2 separate regions of the Mus musculus genome follow, and region 2 is linked to region 1. Evidence: chromatin loops called from intact Hi-C (ENCODE). Cell type or tissue: heart. All regions are shown on one strand. Each heading gives the region's core, and the rest is flanking DNA. Links, peaks and the distances in the headings are about the cores only.

What was found. Peaks named below come from ENCODE experiments on the same cell type or tissue, not always from the same donor. Only the 100,000 strongest peaks of a DNase experiment are listed, where the experiment ranks them.
Region 2: a loop joins it to region 1, with 1.9 times the contacts of the local background. A loop is called at or near these places in 2 of 42 quality-filtered maps.

The regions. Positions count from the first base shown.
Region 1 is chr12:80,002,143-80,010,475 of GRCm38, forward strand. No RefSeq gene overlaps it. Among named protein-coding and RNA genes, the nearest start is that of Gm36834, 13 kb to the right of the region's middle. In heart, for the core only: a CTCF peak has its summit at 3,303 (motif pointing left); DNase peaks (open chromatin) are centred at 493, 2,314, 2,669 and 3,669; H3K27ac peaks cover 4,724 bases.
Region 2 is chr12:79,940,441-79,948,773 of GRCm38, forward strand. It overlaps 4933435C09Rik (a long non-coding RNA gene), which reads left to right. Exons shown (of 3, transcript XR_381736.3): 2 at 5,239-5,364. Among named protein-coding and RNA genes, the nearest start is that of 4933435C09Rik, 8.1 kb to the left of the region's middle. RefSeq lists an enhancer at 3,358-5,795. In heart, for the core only: a CTCF peak has its summit at 6,516 (motif pointing right); DNase peaks (open chromatin) are centred at 2,291, 2,381 and 4,361; H3K27ac peaks cover 5,427 bases.

The DNA.
Region 1 (8,333 bases), core at 207-8,206:
GGGTTCTGGGTGAAGAAAGAAAGGCATTTGCCCACAGCCTGCACCCTGGCTTTGGGAGGATTCTTCTCTCACCCCCATTGCTTTTGAGTTTTCTGGTTTTTTCCTCTACTCTGAGGCTTGTCAAGTTCCAGGCAAGAAAGCATAAAAGGATTCCAAACAGCACCATCAAGCCCACCACTCTCTCTCTCTCTCTCTCTCTCTCTCTCTCTCTCTCTCTCTCTCTCTCTCTCACACACACACACACACACACACACACACACACACACACACACACACACACACAAACACACTTCCTACTCCACAGCATTCCCATCAAAATCCAATTGCACACAGTTCTGGGATCTGGAGCCAAATGAGGCCCAGTAAAAGCTTTGAAACCATTCACATGGCCCCTAGCCCTCCATAAGAGTTCCATAGTTAAAGTTCCAGCCAGAATCCTGGGCCTTGCTGGCAACCCGTGCTGCTGGGTCACTGTGGGAGGTGGGACAGGGCCCTGTAGCCTGCTGTGCCTCAGTTTCCCTGCCTGTCAGTTTAGACAACCATGACGATGGCTAATTCTGAATTGTCTGCCTGCTGGTGGGATCAGGCACTGAGGGGGGCTCAGATTTATGGCATGGAAGTCTAGGAATGAGCCAAAGTGGAGGGACTAAATTGGGTTGGGTGCCCGGCTCCCAGAAAGGCAGCCAGGGAAAATTAGACACGCTGCTGAGAGAACTATCCCGATGACTTCACAGAAGGCTCCTGCTCAGAAACAGCCACTGTGTTATTGTAACTTTCACAGCCTGGGCCAAGCTCTTCCTGGTAACGGGAAGTTTGGGATTGAAGTCGTCCGTGTACCCGGCTGTTACCGAGGTCACCCTGGGAGCTGGGGCTCTTCCAAAGGAAGCCAGCATGGGGCTTCTGGGCTTGGCGGAGTGGCTGGACAGATGGACAGTCTCTGAGTAAAAAAGTCATGGTTGTAAGGCAGGCGGGGAGGCGTGGCAAGCCCCCCTGCTGCAGCTACCTTGGTGGGAGTAAGTCTTTATGGCGTACCTCTGCCACAAAGCCTCTTGGTCTCCAGAAGCCATGTTCGCAGCAGTAAGCCAAGAGCCCAGACAGAGAAAGGGCCCAAGAACTACTACCATAGCTCCCCCACATACACCAACCCCCGGACCACAAACCTCCAGGCCCACATAATTCCCAGCAATGGATTTTCTTCTTATCCACTAAACCCTGTCCATTGCCCTTCTAGCCATTTGCTCTTTTTAATCTTCCTTTTATGCAAAAAATAAACAGCTCCGTGAAGTTTCATCCCACCCTTGTCTTCCATCGGCGTGCTTCAAATGATTACGAGAAAGCTTGGTTCACGTCGTCCAGCGAACCAGTCTAACTAGGGTTTGCCTCGTGGATGTCTACCCCTGAACTGATTTTTTTTTTCTTTCCCACCACTGCCGGCTCTCAGCCACTCATCCATCTCCTGCTCATCTCTGTTGGAAACGCGACCAGCCAGGACCAGCCAAGCCAAACAGGTGTCAGTACGCACTCAGACTCTCCAAGGATGAGAGCTCTTCTGTGGCTACCAGATTGTACCCTGACGCTGGCCAGCTCCTGGCGTCTGCCCCTGGCCCTCCCAAGATGGCAGTCTATGGGGACATAGTTCAGACACTCGATCTGGTTTCTTCCAAGTCTGGTTCCATTGGCAAAATGAAACTCCCTGCCAAGAGAAAGCCAGCTTGTCTTGTCTACGAGGCACCCATGGTACCTGGCAAGTCACCCACGCTGAGATGGCAAAGGACCCTTGGAGACTTCCACACTTGGTGAGCCATTGTGAGGAGGGAGGGAGACAAAAGGAAGATTCCCGAAGCAAATGTCAGATGCTCATAACACAGTCTTATTCTAGAAAACAGCACATGGGGCAAAGATGCAATGACAAACATAAAACAACTAGTTCTTGCAAAAGGAAGGAAGGGCAGGAGATTGTACACAGGACCTTAAAAATGTAAAGCTTCCCATAGCATGGTTGTCTCACCTCTCCAGTCTGTGTGCTACTCCTCTCTTCTGCCCACCTGAATTCACATTCACAGGCTTACACACCTGGGGGACTACTATCCCTGCCTACTTTGTTGCTGTCACCCATCTTCCAGTTTCCAACTCTGTCCTCTCTGGCATCTCATCCCGCTCCCTAACAAACCTTCCAGAGGCCTGGAGATACATTGCCTCTTCCCTCCGCCTCACATCCTGGCTACTTCCTCCCTACACTTTGTTTCCACATCAGTGGCTACCCCTATCTGTCCTCTGATGCAGATGCACAGGGCCTTGCCTTTCTAATGAGTCTCTGTATCTCCAACCCTGTCTTAAAGTATTTTTGTATGCCCCAGGGACATCTCCACAGTGCTCTGAACACTGTCAGACCTTGGACAGTGCTTACGTAGTTGACTGATTATCCAAAATGGATTTTGAGGGAACAAATGGATACAGAGTCATGAGGAACTATGGAAAAGTTAAATGAAGCTGTGAGCCTGGGACCGGGCAGTTCCTTCTTGGGGGCAGTAGTTTAATGGGTTTTCCATTCTAGGCAATCCCCTGATAGCCCTAGAATCCCACAGAGACCCAAGGAGGGAGGTGGCTGGGTGAACTGTGTGCTCTGCAATCAAGCAAGACCATAAATGCAGATCCAGGCAAGCTAAGCGACGTTAGCTTTGCAGCTGCAGGTGATGAGAACGGTATTTATAGGCTCGATGACATGTCAGAAGTGGTGAGTCCCAGAGGCTGGGACTGGAGCTGGACATCCTGAGACCCCGATGTTCTGTTTTTGTTCTCCTCCCTGTCCTTCCCTCCTGGAGCCCCTGGAACTTTCCATGTAATTTGGATGAAAGCAGAAATCATCTGTTGTTTCTCAGTCCTTACTCATACTAGGGAAGGATTTAAAAATCTGCTTTGTAGAAGGGTGGTTTGTAATGAGTGGAAAGATTCTATTGCCTCAAAAACGGCATTTGCCGTTACGTCAAAACCTTCTTCAGAAATTTTCACAATTCTAGGCAGAGACAGAAGCTATTCTGTCTTCTGAGACCCGCAGGGACACAGGGCTAGGATTGGCACTGGACAGTCCTTATTGGTAGATGAACACATCTTAGACAAGAAGTTCTAGAGAATCCAGGTTCACCTGATAAAGACTTTTATTTGGGGGGTTCTGGAGAGATGGCTGGGTAGTTAAAAGCACAGAGGACTCAAGTGCAATTTCCAGCTCCCACATGGCAGCTCACAACCATATGTAACTCCAGTTCCGGGGAATCTAACGCCCTCTTTTGGCCTCTGTCAGTACTGCATGTACATGGTACACATTCGTGCAGGTAAAGCACCTATACACATAAAAATAAAAATAGATAAATCTTTGTCAAACGAACTTCCTTTTTCCATAAGCCTCTTTCTTTCATGACAGATAATAGAACCCAAGGCAAATCTACGAGGAGAGGGACCAAATCCTCTGCCATTTATGACCCAAAAAAATGCGGAAATCACTGTTTTCCTTCAGAGCCGTGTAAAAAGGACTAGCCAAAGAACAAATTACAAACAGCTACACAAGCATCAGGGAAGTCCCATAGATCATAAGGGATGGAAAATAACCATGAGATCATCAGGCTCATCTCCTGTGGGGCCTGACAGCCAGGACACAGCCGTGCAAACCCCATCTAAGAGCGTCCTGGCCATGGAGTCTCTGGCTTCGCACTGTGAACAGTGTCTCCCATGCGATCTCAGACAGGCCGCAGCTACAAACCACGGCCAGAACATTCTCTACAGGGCAGGCTGGGTTTTTTGTTTGTTTGGTTGGTTGGTTTAGGGTTTGGGTTTTTTTTTTTTTTTTCCTCACTGTTTGTAAGCAACTCTAAATATTTATCCACAGTTCACCCAACCATGCTGACCAGCGCTGTATACTAGCCAGACCTGGTCAAGCTTAAACGTGCATCAATTCCTGTAGTGACTAAGGGCAATCTTTTAGCTATCAATTCGGGGGGATGTTGGGCCTATTTTCATGGTGAGGAAAGCAAATATAGCTCCTCTGTACCAAGAAATCAAACAAAAATAAGGAGCTGAACTAGAACTTTTCTAATCAAAGGGAGTATACAGAGTGAAATACATACACAACACACTACACACACACACACAACACACACAATAAATACTCAGTGTAAAAACTTTGGAGGATACACAAAATCACAAACAGAAAACCTTCCTTCTGGTATTTCTCTTTCCATAGCCACTTCTGTTTTAGTGTGTGATGATATCGTGTTATATTATATATCATATATACAGTTATTTATCATAAGATATGCTATATATACATATCACATATATAGTTATTTGCATGTATACTTGCATTTAAGCATATTCTTAGATATCTCACTACAAATTTCCCAGGAAATGGAAGAAGTCATCAGTGTTGTCTTCTAGTTTCTTCGAAGGATGGCTCTGAGTGTCTCACAAACTTCTTCCAAGCAGGCACCACCTCCTAGTCTGTAATGTGTCCCAATACTACCATGAAATCATAACTCCAACTATAGGTTGGCCCATACAAAACCCTCATTATGCAGCTCCTTCCCCAAAGCCCATTTCTGGACATTGCATTGGGGACTAACCTTCAGTCAAGCCTTTGGGAGATGCTTTACAGTCAAACTATAATAGTACCATGGGATGGGTCAGAAGTGACTGAAGGGAGGGACTAGATGTCTAGGTACATAGGTGTGAGACAGCTAACTTGAGTCTCTAGTTGTTTCTGATTCCTTATAGGCTCGGCTTGTCAATAGAAGTGGTAAGAAAAGACCTGGTCTGGAGTTAGGACTCGGACCACAGTCACTAACCAGTTTTCTAAGGCTGGTTCGGTCCAACTCAGTTGGGTTAATTCAAAGATGTAGAAGCTCCATCACCAGTGATCTCAAAACCAAAAGAGTTTAATTTCTATACGACTGTGGTGCACAGGTTATAGAAAACGAGGCTAAGTAGATTCTGAGAGAGCCCAGCAATGAAAAAAAATCCCTGACACTGGCCCAATCTGTTGGTCTAGCAAGTTTCTGAGAGTTAACACAAGCACTGTCCATTCATCTTTTATCTCCTTGCCTCCTGCACGTCTGCATTCTCTAATCCACCTGCCTCACACACCCTCACTTCCATACCTTGCTCCCATGAGGGCTGATGCTAGTAACAAACCCCCAGGTTTGTGGTAAGAAAGTAGTAGTAGTAGTAGTAGTAATAATAGGATCATTAGTATAATGTGGTGATGTCTGATAATAGTGCTAATTAGCATCACTATTGTGTATCACGTATGCTTTTTCATAGTGTTCCAAGCACTGGGTAAGCACTTTTCATATACAGTGCTAAATTCCAACTCAAATGCACAAGCTCATAGTATGTATGGAATAACTTATGTGGTAGGTGCCACCATGAACATCATTTTACAGTGAGAAAACCCAGTCACAGGGAGGTTAAAGCGATTCTTCTGGGACTATATAGCCATCAGATGGAAGCCAAACCCCCACCCCCTGCATCCTAGTAATCTCTGACTCTCCGCCCTCACAGTTGGTGGCCCAAGGACTCTGAAGCTGGACCAAGGCAGACAACTGCATTGGGTTTGGGAAAGCAGGCTGAGTCGTAGAGGAACCGGAGAATTTAAAACTATGCGCAAGAACCTTGAAACGATGTCTCAGTAGGCAGAGGTTTCAGAGTACCTATGTATGACTTTTGCTTTGCTGCTGGGTTTGAGAGATCCAGAGTGGAATTTGCACAACTTGCACACTGCCAAGGCAGTGTCAGCGTGCAGGAAGGTATGCATGTCTGTACTCGCACGGGCCTTCTGAGGAGACACGAATGTTGAGCCCCCCCTGCTGAAGAATGCAGCAAGGGAAGGTGCCTCTGTCTCGCTCTGATGGCTTTCAAGTGAAGCTCTCTGCAGGCATCCATTCATGCGCTCTGCACCTGAGATACTGACTGTGACAAGCCTGTTGGCCCAGTATCCAGGGATTGTGTCTCTACATGCAGGCAGGGCCAGCAGGAGGGCAGCCTTATCCTCAGAAGTGGTGTGTTCTTCTCATGGGGCCATACTAGACTGGGGAGATGGCAGCGGGGTGGGGGTGGGGGTAACTGTTGAAGTGAGAGACCTTTGCAAGCACAGAGACTCAAAGAAGAATAACAGAAACCTGTGAGATGTTTCCCCCTCATTTGGCCTTGAGAGTGGCCCAGTAGAGATGTTCTTTCTTGTGGTACAGCTGAGGAAACTGTGATTAAAACTAGAAAGAGATTTTTGGAACCTCACACCTTGTCTTTCAGCTCCTATTTCAGGCCATCACATAGAGCACCATCTTGAGCATGGCAGCATTTAAAATATCAAGCAGAATGGGGACATTTTTGACCCTAACCTGGGCTTCTCCTGGGGAAACCACCTCTGGACAGTCAGCCTGGACTGTTCCATTAATTCGAGTGGTGGGGCCCAGTCTGGAGTCTGAACTGTCTGTCTGTCTGCGCTGCTTCCCCTACTGAATTGGCTGCTCTTCTCATGCTGTGACAGAATAACTGACAGAAACAACCTAAGGGAGGAAGGGTTTACCTTAGCTCCTGGTGTATAATTGTAGAGTCCGCCACGGCTGGGAAACCATGGCTGGAGAATTGGCATCGTGGGGCAGCTGATGGGATCAATCAGGAAGCAGAGAGCTGAAGGCAGTGTCAGAGCCAGCGGAGGACCCTTAAGCCCTGCCCCTACAGCCCTCTGTCTGCCAGCAAGACCCCAAACAGTGTGACTATCTGGGAACCAAGTGTTCGATCATGTACAGCTGTGGGAGGCACTGAACATTTAAAACACAGCACCTTCCCTGTCCTCTTTAATGTGAGACTACCATACTTCTTCCATCACTTCCCAAGTTGTCTTCATGGAAGGAAAATTAGGCAGTTCTCTTCATGTTCCCTGTTCATTGCTCCTTGTTGGTTCTATGCCCTATGTCCTGTGAATCCTGTGTGTAGCGACACCAAGACTGAGACCATGACCAAGAGTAAAGGACACAGGATTTACAGGACATAGGGCGTAGAACCAGAGGCACCCAGATGGGGAGTTAGCTGATGTAAGTGGGATGCTTTTACTAAGCTTTGTGTATGGAATCACTGCAGTTGCCAATGAGCCAAGGAGTGACGGACCTATTGTCCTACCTTTTTCTTGGCCCCTTCCTCCCTGCCCTGGCTTCTAGCCCCTCAAAACTATGTGAGTAATTTTATCTCAACCCCTAAAAATACAGCAAAAACAGTAAATATATTAGACAAAAGACTCATAACCAATGTCAGTAATTTCAAAACTCCGTAGGAGGGAAAAGAAACATTTATGGATGACTTCCTAAACACTGGTCCTTTATGTCCATTGATTAAATTTCATTGCAAACTTGTGACTGTCATCTTCTTTTTGTGTGTTAAGAAGATCAAAAGCTGGGCTAGTGAGGAGGGGGAGGTTCAGCAGGTAAGGGCACTGGCTGCCAAGCCTGACGGGCCTGAGTTCTACTCCTGAGACCCATGTGGGAGAGAGCAAAAACTGACTCCTGAAAGTTATCTTCTGACCTCCACATGTGCACCATGCATACACACACAACACACACAAACACACACTCACATATGCATTCATACTCATAAGCAAATTTAATTTTCAAAACATTTTTTTAAAGAGCCAACACTTCAAATAGTAATCTTACTAAAGTTACATAAATGTCAGGATTAGGTCCCCCCCCTCCGCCCCAAGTATGTCTGACCCAAAGTTATGATAATTCTGTCTCCATCAAGTGTCAGTTTAGCCATTTATGTGGAAAGCTAACTATGAGCAAACTCTGCAACTTCCTGGTACCTCCATTTCCCATCTGTAAAATGGGTATGATGCAACAGCTGTTATCCAGCTTCCTCATCTGTCCCACAGTTCTGGTGATCACATGAGCTCATGAGGGAGGAAGGCCTTTACAAACTCCAAGGGACTATAAATACAACATTAATCCTCACTCTGAGTTTTAGCAGCGATTTTGGCTTTTCTGCCATCTAACCCTAATTCTAGCCAATGATATGCTCAGTTATACATGTCTGTCTTATTTTCCACATTCTACTCTAATGGCAGTCTCTAGTGCTGGCTATGAGTTACATCATCTGTGTGGCTTTTCTCCCAGTAGCTAGTACATGTTCCCCTATAACATGTTCCTAATTGCTGAGTTGTGGTATGCTGAGGGCTGGCCTGGTGTTATATATACAAATGCTAAATTCTGGACCCCAAGATCTGGTTGTCATTCAGATGAGTGTATTCTCATGTAAACCGGCCTTTGTTGTGTAAACTGATTGGTTAATTA
Region 2 (8,333 bases), core at 223-8,222, 62 kb before region 1:
CAGAACTCCCATTAGTCAACTCTACTGCCCGATCAAATGGTTATTATGGTCTATTTTCATCTCCATATAATCACAATGGTGGTCCACCAAACACTGCCTTCCTCCTGTACCTGCCCACTGTCTTCTCTCCTGTGTGTTAAACCCAATGACTGGTGCTTGTTCTTTATTCTTCTGTCCTCTATGCAATGGAACTTTGGTCATTAGCTTCTCTTCACCTGTCTAGTTCCATCTGTCTAGTTCTATGGTTTCCTAAAACTTAGTGGCTTTATTTCAGTTGTATCAGTACTGGGGATTGAATCCAGGGACTTACATATTATGCAAATGCCTTACTACTGAGTATCTGCCCACTATATATGTATATATATATATATATATATATATGTGTGTGTATATATATATATATGTATATATATATATATATATATATATATATATATATTGTGTGTGTATGTGTGCACACGCACATGGATGTGAGTGTATGTATTTGTGTGTATGTGCATTTACATGCATGTGGAGGCCAGAGATCAACCTCTGGTGTCATTTCTCGGTAGCTATCCACTTTGTCTTGTTGAGTCAGAGTCTTTTACTGGGACTTAGAGATTGCTGACTAGACTAGGCTGGCTGACCAGCAAGCTCCTGGGATCCAGCCACCTCCCTGTCTGCACGAGCAGCCATCCTGGCTTTTTTACACAAGTGCTAGAAACCAAACTTAGCTCCTAATGCTTAGCAAGTACTTAAGGGACTGAGCTGTATTCTCAACCCTTATTTACATCCTATTTACATATTTATCTTGAAATAGTTAGTGTCCCTTCTGTCTCTCTCTTTAGCACTAAGTTGCCCAGAACTGCCTTTCACAAGGTAGGCATTCAATTATTTGTGTATTGATTTACTCTGTGTGTGTGTCTGTGTGTGTGTGTGTGTGTGTGAGAGAGGCAAGAGTTATACATGTGTGCATACATGTTCATGTGTGCATGTACATGGGTACACATGTATGTCAATATGTCAAGGACAGAGACCAGCATCAAGTGTCTTCTTCAATCCCTTCTTTATTTGTTTTGAAACAGCCTCTTGTTGAGCCTGGAGCTTACTGATTGGCTAGACCGTTGGCCAACAAGCCTTATGTTTTATCCTCCCTATCTCCACCTCCCAAGTAGCAGGACTACAGGAGCTACTAATCATGCCCAGCTTTTTACTTGGGTGCTGGGGATCCAAACCCAAGTCCTCAGGTTTACACAGCAAGCACTCTATAGACCAAGGCACCTCCCCACCCCGGATTTAATTTTTTTCACTAATACCTATATCAAACTTATCTGAGATATTAAGGTCTGGGAACTCTATGCAGTCCTATGAACTATATGAGCTATGGCATCAAAACCTCTTTCCATTTTTGTTACATTTCTTTATTCTCTCTCTCTCTCTCTCTCTCTCTCTCTCTCTCTCTCTCTCTCTCTCTCTCTCTCTCTCTGTGTGTGTGTGTGTGTGTACCTGTGTACATGCTGGTCAGAGGACGACTTACAGGCATCACATTCTTTCTTATCACCATAAAAGTCCTGGAGGCCAGCTGAACTCTGGCCACTGGGCATGACAATGAGCCTCTTTACCTGCCGAGCCATCTGGCTCGCTGTCTACTTTTATTTTGAAGGTACAAATGTGGGGAGAGCTTCAGAATCAGGAAGAGCATTTAGACTTCAGAACACTGATGGCAGCCCTTAGGAATGGATTGGGGTAGCCTCTGTTTCATTTGTAGACTTCTCTGTGTTTTCTAACTTGTCCTCTATAGCCACAGGTGACTTTTACGATCATAAAATGCTGCCTATGGTTGGTTTTTTCCCCTTCATTTTTTTTTATTTCTGAATCTGGTATTTAGGTCTCTCTCTCTCTCTCTCTCTCTCTCTCTCTCTCTCTCTCTCTCTCCCCCCCTCAGCATACCTCTGGGTTTCTCTCTGAAAATAAGGTGACCCAGGATGGAGGCCTTACAGACAGCTATGAGGTCATAAAAAGAAAAGTTAACTACAAACAGTTAGGTTTTAATTACATGTGGTGTCAGGTGACTGTAGGACTTGCAATGACAGCATTTGAAGGGTTAATGGTGCCACTACAAACCATCATTAGGAAGGAGCAAGGATTCAGGGACATAGCCTCTCCCCTCAGGCCACTCCTTCAGTCTGCCTTGCCCTGCCCGCTGATGCTGGTCCTGGACCTGGACTGTCTTTTAGTGTGTTGTCAGGCTGTGTGTGCCAAACACTCAGCCTCGGTGGAAGCGACTGTTCCTTGAACTTTGCTACACCCCCCGCCTGCTGGGGTCTCGGGAGGGAAGCATTCACCTCTAGCCCAGATGAAATGGAGCTTCAGTAAACCACAGTGGCCTTGGGCTCTGAACTAAGTATTTCTTAGACTGCCAGCATCACTCTCCACGGAGTGTCATATAACTCCCAAATATGTGAAGAGGAAACCAAAGAGCTGAGGAACACAGATGTCCTGTGGCTGGAGAGGCCATCTAGAAAGTGGCCGTTCACTGAGACACCAGGTGTGTGAGAGGAACAGGACGCCTATGAGAAGGTGGGGGATCCCAGAACAAGGAGGCCAGAATTCCAGGAAATTTGTGCTTCACGAAGCCAAGTTTGTAAAATCCTCCCCTGACCCCTCCCGTTCTGGAAAGCATCCTACACAAACTGCTGGGGTTTCCAGTCTGATATTTGATAAGCACAAATCAGCTGAAGCTATTTTGGAGACCTGGGGTTTTGTATGGTTAATGATGGTCAGGGGGGACCTTCTCATCTCCTTCAACGTCTCGCCAGTGGCTGCCCTGCTGGGCTCTTGCCCACACCAGCCCTCCACTGAGGTATGCTTTCTTCACAGGGCCACTTCCTCACTGGCTCATGTCACCAGCAGCCTTGCTTCTGCCCTGACTCTCAGCATCTGTGACCATAGAAAATGACCCCACACACACAACACACCCTGGTCCCTTCTTTCTTCTCCCAAATCACCCAATCCCAGAGTTGGAGAAAATCCCAGACACATCAACCAGCCTTTTCAGTGATATACGATGGACCTTGTGGCCCAAGCTCCTATGATCAGGACAAGACTGGCTCTAGCCTTGGGTGCAGTTTTGTTCTAAGAGCCTGGCCTGTAGTAGGTTCCATAAGCCAGTGGTAAGTGAGTGAACAAGTGAATGAATGAATGAATGAATGAGTAATTCATTCCCTTGGTCTTGCTTTTTCTTCCGACCAAATGGGTCCCATCACTTCTCTGTGCTTTTCTAGAGACTCTGCCTCCTCAGACAACCTTGTGGTGTGACAGGGCTGGCCCAGGGTCTCTCTTATGGCTTTAAGGAAAAGACATCCAGATTCAAGTATACCAATGATGGCAGCCTTGTGCTGGTTTCCACAAACTTGGTGTGAACCTTGGCTTGAATAAGGGAAATCTCTTCTCCCACAGTGCTGTAGACAAGATGCTGTTAACAGGGACTCCTTCCAGGCACTCTGAGGCAGAGTGTGGTCCAGGCCTTCCTTCTAGCTTCTCCTGTTGCCTGCAATCCCTGGGCACGTGTTCAGTGAGCATGGTGGTATGAATGAGAAAGCCTACCATAGGCTTATCATCTGAGACCACAAATGTGCACCACCACATCTAGATCTTTACATAGGCTCTGGGGATGGAGCATGGATGGTTAGGCTTGCGCAGACAAGCATTTTTAACTGCTAAGCCATCCCCCCCCAGCTCTCCGTTTTGCTTTTCTTCATGTGTCTTCTGTGTCCTCCCCCCCGAGTCTCCTGTTTCTTCTTGTCGCAGTCCTCATTTCACATCCTATATCTATGCTCGCACCCACAGATCTACATATAAACATCACAGGCTAAGATCTGATAGGACAGAGAACATACGGTGTTCTCTTCCTGAATCTGGGCCACCTCATTGAGTATAATTTCCAGGTCCACACATTTTCCTGCAAGTTTCATAATTTTGTCTTTCTTTACAGCCGAATGAAATGCCATCACGTATAAGTACCACATGTTCGCAATGCGTTTGTGTGTTGATGGCCATCTAAGCATGCTCTAATTCCCTGTTACTGTGAGTAGTGTAGCGACACACACAGATATGCAGGTATCTGATGCAGCCCAGGAGTGGGATAGATGGGTAAACTCCTAGTCCAGCCACAGACCACAGACCACAGACACATTCTTCTAAAAGACTTTCTGGGGACACTTTTCAGATCCTGGGGACACTTTTCCCTTCAGGAAAGTCATGGGAAAAGAGAGGCAGGCAGCAGCAGTTGGCCTGTCTTCCTCCACCCTTAGCAAGGCCACAGAAACCTTGCCCCAGCCCTATCCTCTGGAGGAAGTCAGTCAGCCTCACCCTGCCCCTCTGTCCCAGGCCCTCGGAGGCTCCCCACCCCCACTGCTCTTTTCTGTTTACACTGGGAGTTGAGCTTCTGCAGAGCTTAAGTGCAGTTCTGGCCCTTTTGTTTGTTTTGAAGTCAAGTTACAACTTTGCTCCCGGATTTATTGCAAATTCCATTTATCTCCCTCTGCCCTGGGTCTCTCTGTGCAAATCCTTTAGGTCTTCTCTCCCCACTGAGGACAAATGTCAATTGACACAGGAAAGGATAGGCGTGTACAGATGTGGGGGAGGGACGCACAAGGGCCAGAGCTGTCCCCAGGCTGGTAGCACAGGAGACTCACAGATAACCCAAGGTGGGCAGGCACAGCAGTCTGCCCATCACACACACACACACACACACACACACACACCCATTTTTCATAGACCTTAATAGGAAAGGAGAGCCAGGCCCAAAGAAATCCCAGTCCTGAGGGGTAAAGTAAACAAAGGGAGGTTCTGGTCTGAGGAGAGAAGCCTGTGGCAATTTTTAGCAGGAAGTGGTGTGAGGCCAAGGGTCCTGGGAGGCCTGGAATGGAAGCTCCTTGGAGTTGATCTGACAAGGGCTGAGGGCCTGAGAGTTGGGTATGGGTTCGAGTCCAGGCCTTGCTGGGAGAGCACAGCCTCAGAGAACCTGCTTCCTTCACGTGGCTATCTCAGGTCTCTCCAAACCCCACTGTGCCCGTAAACTGCTGCCGAAGAGCAAACATCACCACATGAATCTCACTAGGGAAAGAAAGAATCAAACTGAGCTGAACAAATTGGAACCGGGAAATCCCACTGTGCTGTCCGTCTGTTGGCGGTGGTGGCAGCGGCTTGTCCTTCCAAGACAGGAAGTGCTGATGGCCTGTCTCTTCCTTGCCTAAGGTCCCTGGCATGCAGAAGACACTTGAGTGGAGTAAAAGAGGCTGACCCTTCCCCTTTCCACCCCTAGCCAGGGGACCAGACAAGGGGTTAGAGTGCCCTGGAGCAGGCTCTGGTGGTGGGCAGCAGGTAAGAAGAGACACTTTTCCAAAATGTCTTCCCCGGGGCATCACCCAAGTCATAAAGCTAGAACCTTAGCCTCTCAGCCAAGGACCCCACAAAGCAGGGTTAGGGAGAGAGGACAGAGCACCCCACCCCTTACCTCTGAGAGCACCCATTGCACCTCTAAGTGCTGTTGTATGGGAGAAGCACTTCTCCACACAGGGCACTGGGCTCCATTCACAGTCTGTCAGGACTTGATTCGTCCTTGGTCTCTAATCAACTGGGCCACTGGCCCAGCCTCTCCCTGCCTCTCGCCATCCATCCTCCTGCATCAACCACATTTCTCCAGACACAACACCGCCTCTTAATAGGCTCAACAGCTTACTTACTGTGTGCCTTGGACATCCACTCCCCCAGGTTCTGCCCCACACCAATTTCTGTGGTTCTCTGTGCATCCCTCATTCCCTGCTCCCCTCGTGTCCCCTTGCAAGCTTTTCTGTGTCCCCTCAATCCCTCTGTCCCTAACTTCCTCAAGGCTGTCAAGAAGGACCCACCTAAATCAATCTTTGCACCCTCTCTGAACCTGAAGCTGTCTTGTCTGACCCTGCAGGGAGGCTAGGCACCATACCATGCTGGGGGTGGATCAACACCTGGGCAGCTGCCCCTGAGAACTGCACCTTTCTCAGATTCCTCGACTCTGCCCCAACCTCCATTTTTCCTCTGTAGAACATCTCATGGCCCTCTTTGGTAGGGCTCTGTCTGGTCTTTCCTCAGACCCTTTCTGGCCTCTCCTGGCTCACCTCAGAGTCCCTTCATATGGCTGCTTACCTTCCTTCATGCCAGGGCAGCAGGTGTCCCCACCTCCTCTGCAAACTAAACTTACTTACCTGGCCCAGTATTGCCCCTGGCCTTCCACACCGGTCATCTGAGCCTCCTTCTTTCCTGGATCAGAGGCTGCATGTTCAGGTTCTGCTGCGATTCAAAGGTACACTCGTGGTCATCCTTGAGTGGCAGTACCCCAGAGCATGGCTGCCTCTTCCCTTGGGCTGGAATGGCTTCCCTCAGACCTGCTTTCTGCCCACTTGGCACCTTCTGGTTCCAGAACACACTTCCCATAGGGTCCTGCAAACCTTCTGCGTCTACTCCTTTCCTCAGGCCCAGCCCACGCACCTTCCTCGCAGCCGCCTCCTGGGGGCGCTGTGCCTCCAGACCACCATCTGGATTCTACCTTGGGATCACCTGGCTTCTCTCTGCCAGTCTTCCGCTGTCCTCCTCCTCTGTACACGCCAACCTACCTCTCTGCCAACCCAGCCCCCTTCCTCGTCCTCATCACCCAGAGTCACGTCTCCTGCCGTTACTTCCATGAACCTCCATCTCTAGCTACTGAAATTCCCACAATTCTACTGAAACTCCCACTACTGCTGGCCGCATCTCCACAGACACCATGGAGAACTGCAGGAAACCAAATCAAACATCTCTCAGACTCATGTCTCTTCTTGAGACTGCTTGACCACACTAGCTCTCCAGCCTCCCCACTGGCAAGGCTGAAATCTGCCCCTTGAAGTTAGTATTAGCTTCCACAAACCCAAGCAATCTAATTCGGAATATATACACATATATGTATATATACATATACATTATATAATATATGCATATAATATATGTACATGTACACATATGTATACATACATATATGTATACATATACATGTGTGCTTATATATTGTATATGTATATTTTTATATGTGTATATGCATATATGTATATATACCTTCATATTCTAATGTTATCTAAATTAAAGCCCTCAGTCTTTTCTCTCCCAGACTTTTCTCTCGGCCTCTGAGTTTTTTCTCTTACGGTCTATTTATCTGTGGACACAGGGTCCTTCGCAGCAACCCATCTTCCCTTTAGAAACTAAGGAGGACTCCATAGTGTATGTGGTTCCCTAGCCAGGGTCAGGGCCTTGCCTTGCTGCCAGCCTGATTCTTGCCACCTGTTGCCTGCAGCCGTTGGCTCAGGACCTGAGTCTAGACTCTAGCCACCTACTCCCCACTTACAGAGCTAGCCAAGCCCTCACATACACAGTTTTCTGCTCACCCATTTTGTCTGCCATTTTGACACCTCTCTTCCTTGTTTGCTACATTGTATTTCCCAGTCTTGCTCAAAGCCTTGCTCTTCCAAGAAACCTGCAGACCTCCAAAAGAACAGCTCCCCTCCTTCATCCCCAAGGAGAGCAACATCTGAGCCGGCCTCATCTCCCTGCGTGCACAGCCCTGGCTGACCAGAGAACCGTTCTTAATGTCATATGTATACCATACATATTTAACTAAAGCCAGTTGCGTTTGAATTGGATCTTGTTCTCAGATTTAGCCAAAGTTCTCCGTTGCCAAAACTGAGGACAGAGTCAGGGAGTAAGATAGCCCCAGGCTTCTAATCCCTGATTCAGTACCCAGAAAATTAAGGAATCCCTGACTCAGTGGCCCAAAGTCTTGCATGTGCCCTCTGTAGGTATACTGACGTCACTTAGGACCGTCCTCCTACCAACTGGGTGGACTGGAGTCAGAACAGAGAGACCTTGGACATGCAGCTGGGGCTCAGTCTCTTTCCCAGTTACCTCTGAGAACGTGTCATTCTGTTCTCGGAACCTCTAGGGCGATTGCTTACATCTGACTTTCAGCATCGGAGGCTACTGTCTTACAGGCTCTGTGGTGGATAACCTCTTTCCTGTTCTCTAGGCCTTCCTCTGCCCCTCCAAGTCTTGCTGCTCCCTCTACATTCCGTCCCCTCTAGCTGGGTCTCCTGCAGACAAAGTTTCTCCTATTGGCACAATCTTCAATGGAGAGAATCTCTGGAGCTTACAGAACTGTGTAACTCCTGGAGAGACTGTGGGGCAGGGCGGGGAGTGAGACAGAGACGGAGGCCACATCAGTCCATGGCTTTAGCAAAAGGGAAGGGGATACAGCCTGACTGTGACAGTCGGCACTGTAGTCTCACATA